Linked DNA regions of Mus musculus: region 2 is linked to region 1. Evidence: chromatin contacts called from ENCODE Hi-C or POLR2A ChIA-PET data. All regions are on one chromosome and are shown on one strand. Each heading gives the region's core, a stretch centred on a gene start or an enhancer-like site at or near the end of the contact. The rest is flanking DNA. Distances are from core to core; before and after follow the strand shown.

Region 1 (7,695 bases), core at 1,604-4,103:
ATGAGTGGGCTGTGGGGTCGGGCGTAAGGGTCTCTCTCTGAGGTGAGATGCCATGGTGCAGACAGAACTACAGCCACCTTTCCCCCATAATTTATTTCATTTTCACTATAGTCACTTTTTAATTGAACATTTGCCAGGAGCCCAATCATCTTGCCCAAGAGGCAATTATTCTTAAGCATCAATAGCAACACTGTTCTAAGAAACTGAGGCAGGAGTGTCTGAGTCACCTCTCACTGGCCCCAGCTGCTAGGTTACAAGCTCAAAGGTGTTTCCCCAGTCAGGTCCATCTCATCCGGAAGCCATTTCTCTCAGTTTTCCCGAGAGTCACTCTCTGAAGAGTGATCACTAGTGTCGTTGTGGATAGGCAACAGTCACCTCTGTGGAGATCCTTGATGATGTCATAGGGCAAGGCTGGAGTTGTAGGGTCTTGGAAATATGGGTCAAGTCTTCAGAGACTCCAGATGAGTATCCTCTAGAGACCCCAGGACCAGGCATAGAGCATGACAGTCCATGATACAAACAGCCCCAAGGAGGTATCCCTCACCTTCTCATGGAATGGATATGAGGGTGCACACGAGCTCCTAATCACATATCATGAAATGCCATGGCGGGGGTGGGGGCGACACACATATATGCGTGCACCTGTGAATGTCTGCCACAAGTTCTGGGGATACTGAGGCAGGGCATGGGAAGAAGGGCTCCATCTCTGTCAGATGAGGCTGGCAATGCTGGAGGTGGTCTCATGACGCTGGCCAGAAGACAACTGTCCTGAGATGCTAAAGATGCTACTGTTATCACCGTGGCCATTTTGGGCGGAGAATGCCTCTGTACAGATCGGAGGGCAGTGTCCACTCACACCCACCTGGTACAGTAGCAACCCCAGCAGCAAGACTGAGCCCAAGGAAGCCAAGGTAATGCCCACAGACAGCATGGCAGCCAGTGGCCGTGCCGGGGCCGGGGCAGCAGCCAGCCCAGCCAGGGTCAGGCCAGTGACCAGCAGCACAAAGCCACTGAGCAACACTACAACAGCGTCGGCGCCTCCGCCGCTGCGCAGCAAGGCCACGTGCTGGGCCTGGCGTATGCAGTTCATATCCTGCACGGCAGAGCTCATCAGCTGCTTCACCAGAACCAGCAGGGCCAGCAGACAGAGCACAGTGCCCACGGCTAGTCGCCATTCGCCGGATCGGCTGCTGGTGGAGGACAGCAGCGCCACACCACCGGCCCCACAGCCAGCCACAAGGATCACGGCCACGGAGAAACAGAGCAAGGAGCGACGGGGCTGCTGGGACCACCATAGCTCCACCTGCTCTGCCAGCACATCTGGGGGCAGCCCCCTGCCCACTGAGGCTTGCTGGGACATGGCTTGGTCAGGCAGGGTCAGGACAGAGGATCACTGTCAGGGTTCAGAGGGTGTTTGTCGTGACCCTGTGTCCCCATCACCTGGTTGCCAGCGAGAAGCCCAGTCTCCTCTTCTTAGTCCAGGCTATGGTTACCCTCACCTGCAGGACAGGATCACAAGTTATTTCCCACCCATCTGGCCCTATAGCCTCATCTGGGAGTCTCAGGGAAGGGCCCCAAGAATCTTCCCCGGGGTCCTCAGGACCTATTCCCAAGAGCTACAACCCTAGCACTGCACCTTGCCAAAGCACCTCCCCTGACCCCAACAGAGTTCCCTCCACCACAGAGCTCCCCTTCCCCTTCAGAGAATCCCCTTGCCCAGCTCCTGACCTCTCACACAGGCTGTCTCGGTGGCCTGTTCCATCCAGGCTGTCGGAGGAAGCTGGTGGTGCCACAGTGGATGACAGGACAAACTGTCAGAGATAATGCCTCATTCAGGATCAGACTCACATGGCCTCAGCTGTCACTGCTGGGTCCTGGGTGGGGGAAGCTATGGGAAAGGGAGGCTGGTGACTTAACCCTTCTGGAACCAGCAGGCTGAGCCTGACCCTTCTCTCATAGGGCTGTACCCTTCCTTCTCTGTGGGTCAGGATCTGACCCCTAACACCGTTCTTCCTCTAGTTCCACCCTATCTCCGTCAGGCAAAAGAAGACGCATGCTCCAAGTCTCTCCTTCCAGTGCTGGTCGTCTCTGATGCAACAGGGCCCAACCCAAATTCCTCATCTTACCCTGAACCTGTTCCTCCTGTGTTCCTTTCTCAAGATGCTGTTACCACCCACCCTCCCTCTCGGCCCACTCCGGGGGCTCCTCAGCGCCTTCTGCTTTTGCCAATCCATGGCCCCAGGGGCTGTCTCTTGCCTCTAAACATATCTCTATCCAGTCCTGTTCTCGGCGCTCATCCAGAACCTGCCTGCTCCCCACGGGTCCATCCCCTGCTAAACGGCTCCACGTGTTCTCTAAGGCAGCAAAAGGAGGACTCAGGATTTGAACCGCAGCCTAGTCCTTCCCATCGTGGGAATGTGGGGAGGGATCTAACAGTGTTACTCATTTAACCTGTTCCCTACAAGACAGGCGGCATGACTCACATCAGGTAAAAATAAAGCTAGCACTGCCGGCAAGGAACCCAACTTCCGGCAGCAGGAGAGACCGATCCTGTAGGTGTCAGCTGCGAGTCCAGGAGGGACGGGAGTGGGGCAGGGAAGCCCCAGCTCACCTCTTAGAGGCTTTTTCTGAAAAGTGAGGACAGAGAAGTTAATTCTGAGGAGTGGGAGAAGTCATCTAACATACTCCTTTTAGACTTCCCACGGGGCAAAGGAGCTCAAAACATACTTTTTTGAGCCAGAGAGACTCGGGGTGAATCAGAACCCACATGGACCACACTGCCGAGACCACGTTTTTACTCCAACGAGACAGAGTAGGGGACCGCTCTGCCCTTTGCAGAGAGGTTGCCTGGCACGCAAGGTGGGTGGGGTAAATGCCCACGCCCCAAGGGTGGTTGGGGGAGGGACCGTGGGCGGAGTCTGTCCCAGCATTCCTCAGGACTGTGGCTTGCTCATCTGAAGGTGCTGACACCGTCTATTGGGGAACGACCCCAGCGTGGGTGGAGGTTCCCGGTAGTAGAACCCGTGAAAAAGGTGGGGGTGGGGCGTATGGGGCACTCACGGGACGCCTGGCTGTGCTGAATCCGATTTGAGCAGGCAGGACCCAGCAGGTTGGGCGCTCTAGGTCTGTTTCCGGGGAGACGCTTCACCTGCCTAACCTGCACCCAGGTGAGCTGGAAGGAGGGGGGGATTAACAGGTGCTGTTTCCAGGGCAGGGCCTGAGCCAATTGGCTGACGTGGCCCTGCGACTTCAGTGGGGCTGAGACATTCCTGGGAAGGGAGGGGCTTCTGTCCGCTGCTGGTAGGTCTGAAACACAATATGCAGATTGGGTCAGCAGGAGGAAAGAATGCTGGCCCTCTGCCCCAGTCTGAGCCCTAGCCCACCCCACAACTCCAACTTAATTTTACCTTCAGCCCCTCCCCGAAGATCTACAGCCAGGCCTGCAATCTTTGCACCCTGAGAGGCTGAGGCAGGAGGAGAGCCAGTAGGAGGTTCCAACTGGCCTGAAACCTCCTCATTCCAGCTGATTCTGGACTTTAGTTCTGAATCCCACTGTATCCTCAGCCCCAGCGTCCAGCATCAGCGATACCCCAAACCTAGCTCCAGCTCTGTCTTAGGCTTTCCCCCAATAAGCCCTTTGTTTATTTTCCTTGAGGCCTCAAGTGAGTGGCAGGATTAGCCTGCCCCATGAGTGGGTAGAGGCCTTTCAGGTAGACAGCTGGAGCTGGACAGTTGGATAAGTTTCACAACTCTTGACAAGGCAAAAGAAGCCCTTGCCCTTCAGCTGGACTGTCCCCCACCTACCTCCGGCCTCTCTCTGGCCGAGTCTGGCCAACTTGAATCATTGAGCTGAAATGCCTTGGCTGATCTGGCTGATCCGACTGCACTCACGACCCGTGTTTCTTCCATATTCATTCGCAACAGATCTTTAGTTAGTTAGCTTTCACCCCTGACCCAGAGGTGTATCCCCAGCCACTGCAGGGATAAGTACTAGTTTACTAACCACCATGACCTCAGCAGCCAGCGGTAGCCTGTACGCGTAGGGTAATCGATAAATGTTTGTTGAGTGGCTGGCTAAATAAAAGTGTGAACTGACTGACGGTGTGACTATTTTGACCTTTGAGCTTTTGGGATGAAACCAGAAGGACAAGTTGGGCCCAGGCTGTGTGGTCCTGGAGGGCCTCAGGGATGCATTTGGACAATGCTGGGTGTCCACAGGGGTGTTCAAGGTGGAACCGGGATATGGTTCAGGGCTCTGCTTCTAATCAGCAAGTCTGGGTCCTAGACACCATGCCCCAAGTGGGCAGAGGGTGACTGGTTGGAGAATGTACAGTTTGTCCCACATCTTCTGTCCTACCCCTTCTGTAAACTATATGTTAGTATGTTCTTCTCTCTGCATTTGATGTGTATTTAAAAAACTAAACAAACCACTACCAGCAGCAGCAGCAGCAGCAGCACCACCAAAAATCCCAAACAACAGAATGAAATCCAAGTCAATCTTCCCCAGATCAGGGCACAGGGTAACTGTGCCTGGCCTGGCTTCCTCTTTGCTTTGTTCGCTGCAGAAGACAGGGAGCCTCCTAAGTCCAGAGCAGCGTGGTCTGTATGTCTAAGTGTCAGCTTAGTTATGTATTTGTTTTACATTTCTCTCACATATTACATCCAAATTCAACTCCAGTTTCCTCTCCTCTCCTCCTCTCAGAGACTCTCCCTCTCGCTCCCTCAGATCCACTCCTCTCTCATTCTCTCCAAAAAAGCAAGAAGGAGGAGGAGAGCCGGGCGGTGGTGGCGCACACCTTTAATCACAGCACTCCGGAGGCAGAGGCAGGCGGATTTCTGAGTTTGAGGCCAGCCTGGTCTACAGAGTGAGTTTCAGGACAGCCAGGGCTACACAGAGAAACCCTGTCTCGAACCCCCCACCCCCCCCAAAAAAGGAGGAGGAGAAAGAAAAGAAAGGAAAAGAAAAGAGCAGGCCTCCCTCCCAGGGATTTCAATCGAACATGGCATGAAGTTACAAGAAGACTAGCCACAAGTCCTCATATCCAGGCTGGATGAGGTAACCCACTAGGAGGAAAAGGGTCCCAAGAGCGGGCAAAAGAGTCAGGGATGTCGCATTCCCCCTGTGCGGAGTCCCACAAGAGCACTGAGCTATGCAACTATAATGTATGTACAGAGGACCTAGGTCAGACCCAGACAGGCTTCCTGACTGTCACTTCAGTTTCTGGGAGCCCCTCTTATTTATGTAACTTAAGCCTTTCTAATAGCCTGTTTCAAAAGAACAGTAAAACCAACACAGTAAAATGAATGTGTTTGCTGGGCTATGGATGCAGCCCAGTGGTTGCTCGCCCCCTGGTTCAATCCCCAGAGCTGCAAAACTGTATGTATTGGAATTGTAAAATATATTTTACTATAGAAGGTATTAATGGGCTCTTTGAAAGTCTTTTCTTTTCTTTTTTTTTTTTTTTTTTAGATTTATTTATTATTATATGTAAGTACACTGTAGCTGTCTTCAGACACACCAGAAGAGGGCGTCAGATCTTGTCACGGATGGTTGTAAGCCACCATGTGGTTGCTGGGATTTGAACTCTGGACCTTCGGAAGAGCAGTCGGGTGCTCTTACCCACTGAGCCATCTCACCAGCCCCTGAAAGTCTTTTCTTATACATACAAACTGTATCTCAGTTCAAATTAGCTACACATTGAGTACCCAGTAGCCACCTTTGCCTGTGGCTGTCACCTTACTGGGGAGTACAGCTCTGGCTAGCTTTTCCCTGAAGAAAACTTTAGGGCTGCTTGACTGGTGCAGAGCAGGGGACATTGGATGACATAGTGGGTATTAATCCTGCCATTCTGCAAAGCATTATGAACGTGCCCCCTTTATAAGAAACAGGCCTGGGAGAGCCAAGGTCTGCCAGAGCTTGCCAGCCTGGATTCGATCTGAACTCTTCTAATAGCCTGGTCCTTAGGAAACTCTAGTCTCCTGCTAACCTAATGTTCAGCTGTCCTAGACAAAAGCTGGTGCCGGGAACCCCGAACATCCCCTTTCTCTACTCTTTCCCTTTGGAGTCTATAGAGGGAGAAGCAGAGCCTAAGGCTTCATCAGTTTGAATACTGGCTGGGGCTGGGCAAGTTAGTGGCTCAAAGTGTTGAATCTGTCCCTAAAGCAGGGACAGAAATGGAGGCTCAGGAGGTAGAGGTGGCAGTGGGCGTGCAGGAGAAGCTGTAGGTCAGGAGGTAGAGGTGGCAGTGGGCGTGCAGGAGAAGCTGAGGTCGGGAGGTAGAGGTGGCAGTGGGCGTGCAGGAGAAGCTGTAGGTCGGAAGGTAGAAGTGGCAGTGGGCGTGCAGGAGAAGCTGTAGGTCGGGAGGTAGAGGTGGCAGTGGGCGTGCAGGAGAAGCTGTAGGTCAGGGGGTAGAGGTGGCAGTGGGCGTGCAGGAGAAGCTGTAGGTCGGGAGGTAGAGGTGGCAGTGGGCGTGCAGGAGAAGCTGTAGGTCAGGGGGTAGAGGTGGCAGTGGGCGTGCAGGAGAAGCTGTAGGTCAGGAGGTAGAGGTGGCAGTGGGCGTGCAGGAGAAGCTGTAGGTCAGGGGGTAGAGGTGGCAGTGGGCGTGCAGGAGAAGCTGTAGGTCAGGAGGTAGAGGTGGCAGTGGGCGTGCAGGAGAAGCTGTAGGTCAGGAGGTAGAGTTGGCAGTGGGCGTGCAGGAGAAGCTGTAGGTCGGAGAGGTAGAGGTGGCAGTGGGCGTGCAGGAGAAGCTGTAGGTCAGGGGGTAGAGGTGGCAGTGGGCGTGCAGGAGAAGCTGTAGGTCAGAGTGGATAGGTGGCAGTGGGCGTGCAGGAGAAGCTGTAGGTCAGGAGGTAGAGGTGGCAGTGGGCGTGCAGGAGAAGCTGTAGGTCAGGAGGTAGAGGTGGCAGTGGGCGTGCAGGAGAAGCTGTAGGTCAGGAGGTAGAGTTGGCAGTGGGCGTGCAGGAGAAGCTGTAGGTCGGAGAGGTAGAGGTGGCAGTGGGCGTGCAGGAGAAGCTGTAGGTCGGGGGGTAGAGGTGGCAGTGGGCGTGCAGGAGAAGCTGTAGGTCGGGGGGTAGAGGTGGCAGTGGGCGTGCAGGAGAAGCTGTAGGTCGGGAGGTAGAGGTGGCAGTGGGCGTGCAGGAGAAGCTGTAGGTCAGGGGGTAGAGGTGGCAGTGGGCGTGCAGGAGAAGCTGTAGGTCGGAGAGGTAGAGGTGGCAGTGGGCGTGCAGGAGAAGCTGTAGGTCGGGGGGTAGAGGTGGCAGTGGGCGTGCAGGAGAACCTGTAGGTCAGGGGGTAGAGGTGGCAGTGGGCGTGCAATAGAAGCTGTAGGTCGGGGGGTAGAGGTGGCAGTGGGCGTGCAGGAGAAGCTGTAGGTCAGAGTGGAGAGGTGGCAGTGGGCGTGCAGGAGAAGCTGTAGGTCAGGGGGTAGAGGTGGCAGTGGGCGTGCAGGAGAAGCTGTAGGTCAGGGGGTAGAGGTGGCAGTGGGCGTGCAGGAGAAGCTGTAGGTCAGGAGGTAGAGGTGGCAGTGGGCGTGCAGGAGAAGGTGTAGGTCAGGGGGTAGAGGTGGCAGTGGGCGTGCAGGAGAAGCTGTAGGTCGGGAGGTAGAGGTGGCAGTGGGCGTGCAGGAGAAGCTGTAGGTCAGGGGGTAGAGGTGGCAGTGGGCGTGCAGGAGAAGCTGTAGGTCGGGGGGTAGAGGT
Region 2 (7,695 bases), core at 2,451-4,950, 86 kb before region 1:
GGGCTTGTTTTTGTCTTTGTTTTTCCGGAAAGGGTTTCTTGATGTAACAGCCCTGGCTGTTGTGGAACTCATTCTGTGGAACCAGGCTAGCCTTGAACTTGCAGAGATCCACCTGCCACCGCCACCCGAGTGCTGGAACTAAAGGTGTGCACCACCACCACCTGGCCACACAGTTGGGCTTTTGTTTTGTTTTGAGACAGGGTTTTTTGAGACAGTGTTTCTCTGTATAGCCCTGGCTGTCCTGGAACTCACTTTGTAGACCAGGCTGGCCTCGAACTCAGAAATCCGCCTGCCTCTGCCTCCCAAGTGCTGGGATTAAAGGTGTGTTCTACCACGCCCGGCTCCACAGTTGGGTTTTAAAACAGCAGGTTTTAAGTTTCCAATTTTGTGTTGGGTCACAGGCATTGTTGTTGGCCACATGTAGCCTTGGGGCTCTACATTGGACATGCCTGCTAGACTTTCCCAAAAGGTCCAGATTAAGTCCCATGAAGCCAAGCCATCCCCAACAGAAACGAAGAGGCCGAGGCAGTGGAAATAGTGGAGCATGAGAGACCAGAGGCTAGAGCCTGGAAAGGACAGGCTAGGCAAGCACAGAGGAACCACAGCCACACTGCAGCTCACACAGTCAGCGTTGTTCCAGCCTTACCTGTCTGTGGGGCAGCACCTCGTCCTGCTGTGGCGGAAGAAGCCTTGGGAGCTAGTGCGGTCTTGTTGCTGCCACTGGCAGGTGACCATCTTCAGATCCAAGGTAAAGCACTGAAGTCCAATTGTCACTGTGGGCAAAGAAGAGGACCACGAGTTCTTACTCGGGGGAGTCCCTAAACCATCTCTACCCCCACAGCAGAATGTCCCCAACTATTATCTCCGTTCTCTTCCTGAACATAGCTGTCCTGCACAATGACAGGTCTGAGGTCATCAGAAATGACCACACTTCCCGGGGATTCTACATCCCACCTAAGCCTCCATGGAGACATTTTTTTCTCTTTTTTCTTTTTCTTTTTAAATTTTATTTATTTAATGTATGAGTGCTGTGCTGCATATACATATGCCTGCCTGAAGAGGGCATCAGATCCCCCCTATAGATGGTTGTGAACCACCATGTGGTTGCTGGGAATTGAACTCATGACCTCCGGAAGAGCAGCCAGTGCACTTAGCAGCTGAGCCATCTCACCAGCCCCTCATTTTTTCTTTTCTTTTCTTTCTTTCTTTCTTTCTTTCTTTCTTTCTTTCTTTCTTTCTTTCTTTCTTTCTTTCTTTCTTTCTTTCTTTCTTTCTTAAAATTTTCTTATTCTTTTACTGACCTACCTGCATCTCCTGGAAGATCCACAGTCACAGGGAAGGACCAGGGTCCCCAGGAGCCACGAAGGGAGACCCCGTCGGGTTGGCTGCGTAGCTGGAGCCAGTAGGATTTGCCAGCCTGGAGGCCTGAGACGAGACAGCTTCCACCCTTCACTGTCAGAAATGGAGCCTGGGGAGAAAAATCCCAGCATGGGAAACTAGGCCTGCTTTTCAGCTAGGACAGCCTACACACCTAGCATTTGAACCACTGTGCAAAACTCAGCTCCTTGCTAGATAGGTATGCACATAGATGAGGACCTACGTGGATGAGTTTCAGGTTGTATTCAGGGGTTCTTACAAAGTCCCAATTTGGAAGCCTGAAAGCCTTCAGTTACCTTGGTGTGAATAGTCCTAAGTGGGAGATCCCTAAATGGGGCTCCTGAAAGCTAGTCAGAGTCTACACTGACTCTTCAAATCAACCCAGTCTGGGATCCCCTAAGTATGGCCTTTCTTTTCCAGGGGATGTATTAGGGGAGAGTAGAAGGGGAGGGTACTTCTCCAGCTGGGGAGGTCCTCACTGGTCCATGCGGTTGGGATGCTGTCGGATGAACACACGGAGGCTGGTCAAGAACAGGGACTGGGTTCGGCATCCACAAAGTGGGGCAGCAGGTTTCTGTGGAGAGCAGCTGAATGACGGAGGGGGCAGTGGCGTTGCTGGAGTCCGTGGGGCCATAGCGGAGTTCATGCCTCAGGAAGTCACTGATTTCAGGAGCAGGGGCCTCCCAGTGGATCTGAAGTTCCCCTGGTTGGCTCCCACCCCTGGCCTTGATGACCCTGGGGGGAGCTGGCAGGCCTGAGGTCAAAACAAGGCGCATCAAATCACCAAGGGCCAAGCTATGGTTCAACCCATGGGCTACAGAGAAGGTGCCGAAGGCTGTAGAGAGCAACTCTGAACTCCCGAAGATGCCGTTCTCATTTCCATGGAGGGGAGGGAAGAGGAGGAAGGTTGCCTGTCCTGTTTTCCTATCCTCTTGAGAGTAATGAGCTCACTATGTGTAATGCTTGTGAGTGTGTGTGTGTGTATGAAGTTTCTAAAGTCCTTTCTTTCTCTCTTTTTTTGGATTTATTTATTATTATAAATAAGTACACTGTCTTCAGAAGAGGGCGTCAGATCTCATTACAGATGGTTGTGAGCCACCATGAGGTTGCTGGGATTTGAACTCAGGACCTTCAGAAGAGCAGTCAGTGCTCTTAACCGCTGAGCCATCTCTCCAGCTGGTTTCTTAAACAGACACTCTTTTCATCTCTGTTTCCTTGTTGCCCAGCACACGTCAACGACCTGACGGTTGGGTGGGTGAGTACATGTATATGTTAATGAGAGGAGCAAATTGTCCTTGATGTGAAATGATTTAGGGGAAAAGTCTAGTTCCAGATGCCAAGGCTAGGATGAATGATAAGCTGGGTTCTGAGGTGCCTCTGGGAACCTGAGAGAGAAGGGTACCCACATCGTCCTGAAAGACTACAGGTAAGCCTGATTCTGGGAGCTTGAGCAGGTAGAGAGGCAGTGTGGCAGAGATGCCCTTACCCACACTATCCACAAACAGCACCCGCTGGATCAAAGTCTGGTTGAGGGACACATTCTTCACCCAGAGGTGCAGCGGAAAGAAGAGGCGCACTTCATCCTGGGCTGGAAACTGGCACACATACCGGGTTCCAAAGGTGGGCACACTCTGGGAATACAGGGGGCATGCACGGGGCTTCTCTCTGTTGGTACAGTCATCATGTTCAGCTCTGAGGACCCAGGCTGAAACCATGCCCAATTTCTGTCTCCATCATTGCCGTTTTCTTCTCACTGCTGGAGGTAGGGGCTTGAGCGGGACCATTTATAGGGTGGCTATGTATTGAGCATGCATTTACAGGAATCCTCTGATAGGGCCAAAGACAGGAAAGCTAAGAATGTGACTCAGCTAAATATAAGAACAGATAAATGAGGATTGGGGTACAGCCCAGAACCTACCCTCGGTAGGCATACAGCAGCTGGTATGTCCCACTGGGTGCTGCCTCTTCCTCATCCCAGAAGCAGGTGAGGTCCTCAAATGTTTGGGAGAAGCAGTTCAGGGGCTCTGTGCCCAAGGCCAGCAAGAAGACATCTGAGAACAGAGATGGTGAGTTGGGCTCTCGATCATTCCAGTCATGTTTGTTGGGTAAAAGAAGGGAACCAGTGAGAGTCTCTTACCCCATATCCCCTCCCAGGGCTCCCTTTGCCTGTGAATAGGTAACATCCACCCTCTATCCACCTCACCTTGGCTGGTGACTTGTGCCTGGTTTGGAAGGGCCAAGAGGAGGCAGGAGGTGACCATGAAGAGGGCCCAAGAGGGCATCTTCTCCGGCACTGTGTGCCTGCCTTAGCCCATCCTCCCTTCAGGAAGCTGGGCCCCAATCCCCCCCGGGGCCAGCCCCTCAGGTTCCTGTCAGATACAGCCCCACGTCCTGTCCCTGTCTCTGCCCCTCTGGGGCCCATCCAGACCACACTGGGGCCAGGGGCCAGAGGAGGGGGAATGGGCAGGAGGGTGAGAGGAATTCGAAAGAGAAGCCATGAGCCTTCTGTTGGCAGGGACACAGAGGTATATATTCGCCTGTGAATCAAATGGAGACACCCTGTGGGTGTGTGGACTACTGAGGAAGAGCATATGGCTGTCAGAACAGTGCTAACCACGCTACATGTGTTGACTAAACGCCTGTCCAGTAGTCTTATTTCTATTGGGAAGATGAAGTTTAAAGGTTGTTCAAGGTCACATGCCCAGAAAGACGAAAGGCTCAGGAGATCAAGCCTCAGAAGGCAAGTGCTCATCAGTCATGCCACGCTCCTGGAGTGACCTGTCATGAAGCATTGTCCCACTCACAGATGTGCCTGATGGTGGCTCTCTCCAGCTTAACAGGTTCTGGGGCTCTGGATATAAACAGATGCACGCTCCTGGTAGGAACGCTCTGTCCATCACCGGGGGCGTTCTCAGCAACCTTGGTGTGTGCTCCATAGACAGCAGTGGCAGAGGGACCGAATGCAGGATCCCAAGCCCTTCCCAGACCCACTCACACAAGCATGCTTACCAGACTCCCCATATGATTCAGGACAGAGTAAAAGTCGAAAGGCACGGCCTTCGGCGTTTCTGTCTGGCTCGCTCAGAATGAGGAGTGCTGGGTCCCAGCTCTTTGACTGTGTCTGCTTCATTTCAGTGTGTGTGTGTGTGTGTGTGCTTGTGTGTGTGTGTGTGTGTGTGTGTGTGTGTGTGTGTGTGTGTGTGTGTGTGTGTGTGTGAAGGTATATGATCTCTTCATGGGAGCCAGGCCTCCTCCTCCTAGCTGTCCTGGACCAGTGGGTGGTTCCTATACTGGTTCTGAAAGCTCTGACTCTTGGTTGAAAAGAGGAGTATGTGGGGCCTTAAATTTAGCTTCCCTTTAGCTTCCTTGGGGGCTCCCAGTGGTGGCTTTGCAAACTAAATGGCCTCAGTGTCACCTTCCTTTCTTCCTTCTTGTGATGTAATTGACTCAAACAGAATTCCAGGAACTGAGCATGGGGAGAGAGAAATCTTTCAGGCCTTCTCTGCAGTCTTCGTTTTTTTTATTCTGGCTCCACTTCCTTGCCAGTTGTAGGGAGTCAGCTAGTCTGGTCTGTAGTCCTACTAACTCTCAGGTAACAAAGACCAGAGGTCACACTTTAAATGCCCTCTAACCTCTTCCCAAATATAGAGCTACCCGATTTCAATCAAGTTGAGTGAGAGGGGACACACAGTTTCTGTGTTCGTGTAGCCCTAGGCTTTAGCGTGAGGTAATGCTGATGACTTCAAAGGGAGTGATGACTTCACTCTTGGGCTCCAGACTTGGGTAGTCAACTGCTCACTTGGCTTCTCTACTTGCGTGTTTAATATTTAAGATTCCCTGCCAGGCGGTGGTGGTGCACACCTTTAATCCCAGCACTCGGGAGGCAGAGGCAGGCAGATTTCTGAGTTCGAGGCCAGCCTGGTCTACAAAGTGAGTTTCAGGACAGCCAGGGCTACACAGAGAACCCTGTCTCGAAAAACAAAAAAACAAACAAACAAAAAGATTCCCAAGCTGCACTGCATGCCCATAAAGCCCAGCTCACAGAAGGTGGAAGCACGGAGGATTGTGAGTTCGAGGCCAGCTTAGACTGCATAAGGGATTCTAGACCAGTCTCAGCTGCATAGGGACAACCTGTCTCAAAAAGCTAAATACAAAAACAAACGGCCAGGCTCCATGGGCTTGCTTTCTTCAAATCCCAGCCGCTTGGGGGGGGTGGGGGGGAACTGAAAAGGGAAGATCACTTGGACCCATGAATTTGAGATTGGCCTTGGCAACACAGTGAAAGAACCCTTATCAAAGGGGGTGGGGGTGGGGAGCCTGGTGTAATAGCTCACACCTTTAATCCCAGAACTTGGGAGAGAGAGGCAGGTGGATTTCTGTGAGTTCAAGACCAGCCTGTTCTACAAGCAAGCTTCAGGCCAGCGGGGCTACATAGAGAGACCTAGTCATATGAGAGAGAGAGAGAGAGAGAGAGAGAGAGAGAGAGAGAGAGAGAGAGAGAGAGAGAGAGAGAGAGAGAGAGGATGGATTTTGCATTCTGGTTTCCTAAACCCATCTCCTTCGTTTCCCATCTTGCCGTGTTTGTAACCAACACTTCTACCTATTCAGTGTTTAAACCCTAAACCTTAGTACTCCTCAACTGCTATCTTTCTCTTATCTTTCCTACATCCAATTGCTTAGCAAGTGCTGCAGCCTGAGTCTGCACTTTAATCCCCTCCAGCCCCCCACCCCTATCCCCATTCTATTCTACATTCTGGTCACTGCACTGGCTTCCATTAGCTCTTCGGCCCCATCTTTCTGTCCTCTCCCCTGTATCCTGCACAGCAGGCACATATGTTTTTAAAAAGTAATTTATATCTTATTCTATTTACATGAGTATAAAGGGTGCCCATGTCACAGTGTGTATGTGGAGGTCAGAGGTCAGAGGTCAGCTTTTGAGAGTTGGTTCTCTCCTTCTACCCCGGGATCTGCCGTTCAGGGCCAGGTCACTAAACTTTCTTTCTTTTTTTTTTTTTAATATTTTTTATTACATATTTTCCTCAATTACATTTCCAATGCTATCCCAAAAGTCCCCCATACCCTCCCCCCCACTTCCCTACCCACCCATTCCCATTTTTTTGGCCCTGGCGTTCCCCTGTACTGGGGCATATACAGTTTGCGTGTCCAATGGGCCTCTCTTTCCAGTGATGGCCGACTAGGCCATCTTTTGATACATATGCAGCTAGAGTCAAGAGCTCCGGGGTACTGGTTAGTTCATAATGTTGTTCCACCTATAGGGTTGCAGTTCCCTTTAGCTCCTTGGGTACTTTCTCTAGCTCCTCCATTGGGAGCCCTGTGATCCATCCAATAGCTGACTGTGAGCATCCACTTCTGTGTTTGCTAGGCCCAGGCATAGTCTCACAAGAGACAGCTATATCTGGGTTCTTTCAGCAAAATCTTGCTAGTATATGAAATGGTGTCAGCGTTTGGAAGCTGATTATGGGATGGAACCCTGGATATGGCAATCTCTAGATGGTCCATCCTTTCGTCTCAGCTCCAAACTTTGTCTCTGTAACTCCTTCCATGGGTGTTTTTTTCCCAATTCTAAGGAGGGGCATAGGGTCCACACTTCAGTCTTCATTCTTCTTGAGTTTCATGTGTTTAGCAAATTGTATCTTATATCTTGGGTATCCTAGGTTTTGGGCTAATATCTACTTATCAGTGAGTACATATTGTGTGAATTCCTTTGTGATTGTGTTACCTCACTCAGGATGATGCCCTCCAGGTCCATCCATTTGGCTAGGAATTATTCTTTCCATCTCACTGGTATGTTTAACGCTGTATCTTCATTCCCGCTAACATCCCTGGACAACGTCCCATAGCATTTAGAATAGAACTCAAATGCCTCCTCGTGGCCCATGAGGTCCTCCTGCCTGACCAGCACATGCAGCCTTGAACTCTACCTCCCTCCATTTCTCAGCAGCCATGACAACCTTACTGTGTCCCTCACCCTACCTTGTTCAGTCTCAAGCTGTTTGCAGCCATCAACCCATTCTCCTCCTAGTTCACAGTGGCAGCTTCTCTCCGTTTCCTCATGTCTGCTGTAACATTGTCTCCACAGTCTCCTGTGACTTCTCTTTCTCTTAAGTCTTGCAGTTCCCATGCATCCATTCTTAGCCCTCCGTGCTGTCTGAGTCACACTGCTTTTGACTCTTCTATAAACCCGAGACCTCATCAATCTTAGTTATTATTAAACATCTCTCTTGGTTTGTCTTTCCTTGGAACTTTAAATCCATCATGTCCCAAGCAGAACTATTACCCTCAGATGCCCTGTGGACC

The links. Hi-C counts contacts between places; a loop is a spot of excess contacts on that map. ChIA-PET counts read pairs that join two places held with the same protein, here RNA polymerase II (POLR2A).
Region 2: a loop to region 1 is called in a map of left cerebral cortex, with 2.3 times the contacts of the local background. The contact joins the promoter of Mpl here to the promoter of Tmem125 in region 1. A Hi-C loop is called at or near these places in 2 of 37 maps with a recorded cell type or tissue (both left cerebral cortex). POLR2A ChIA-PET finds 5 or more read pairs at or near these places in 1 of 5 experiments (embryonic stem cell).

Annotation. Positions count from the first base shown.
Region 1 is chr4:118,540,873-118,548,567 of GRCm38, forward strand. Tmem125 (transmembrane protein 125) reads right to left here and starts at 2,854. Exons shown (of 4, transcript NM_172383.3): 1 at 2,728-2,854; 2 at 2,484-2,627; 3 at 1,729-1,888; 4 at 69-1,499. The coding sequence starts at 1,360. The coding sequence ends at 710. Gm40237 (a long non-coding RNA gene) reads left to right here and starts at 6,267. Exons shown (of 3, transcript XR_001784414.1): 1 at 6,267-6,282; 2 at 6,812-7,283; 3 at 7,372-7,384.
Region 2 is chr4:118,453,813-118,461,507 of GRCm38, forward strand. Mpl (myeloproliferative leukemia virus oncogene) reads right to left here and starts at 3,701. Exons shown (of 12, transcript NM_010823.3): 1 at 3,581-3,701; 2 at 3,296-3,428; 3 at 2,864-3,042; 4 at 1,857-2,131; 5 at 1,306-1,468; 6 at 647-773. The coding sequence starts at 3,659.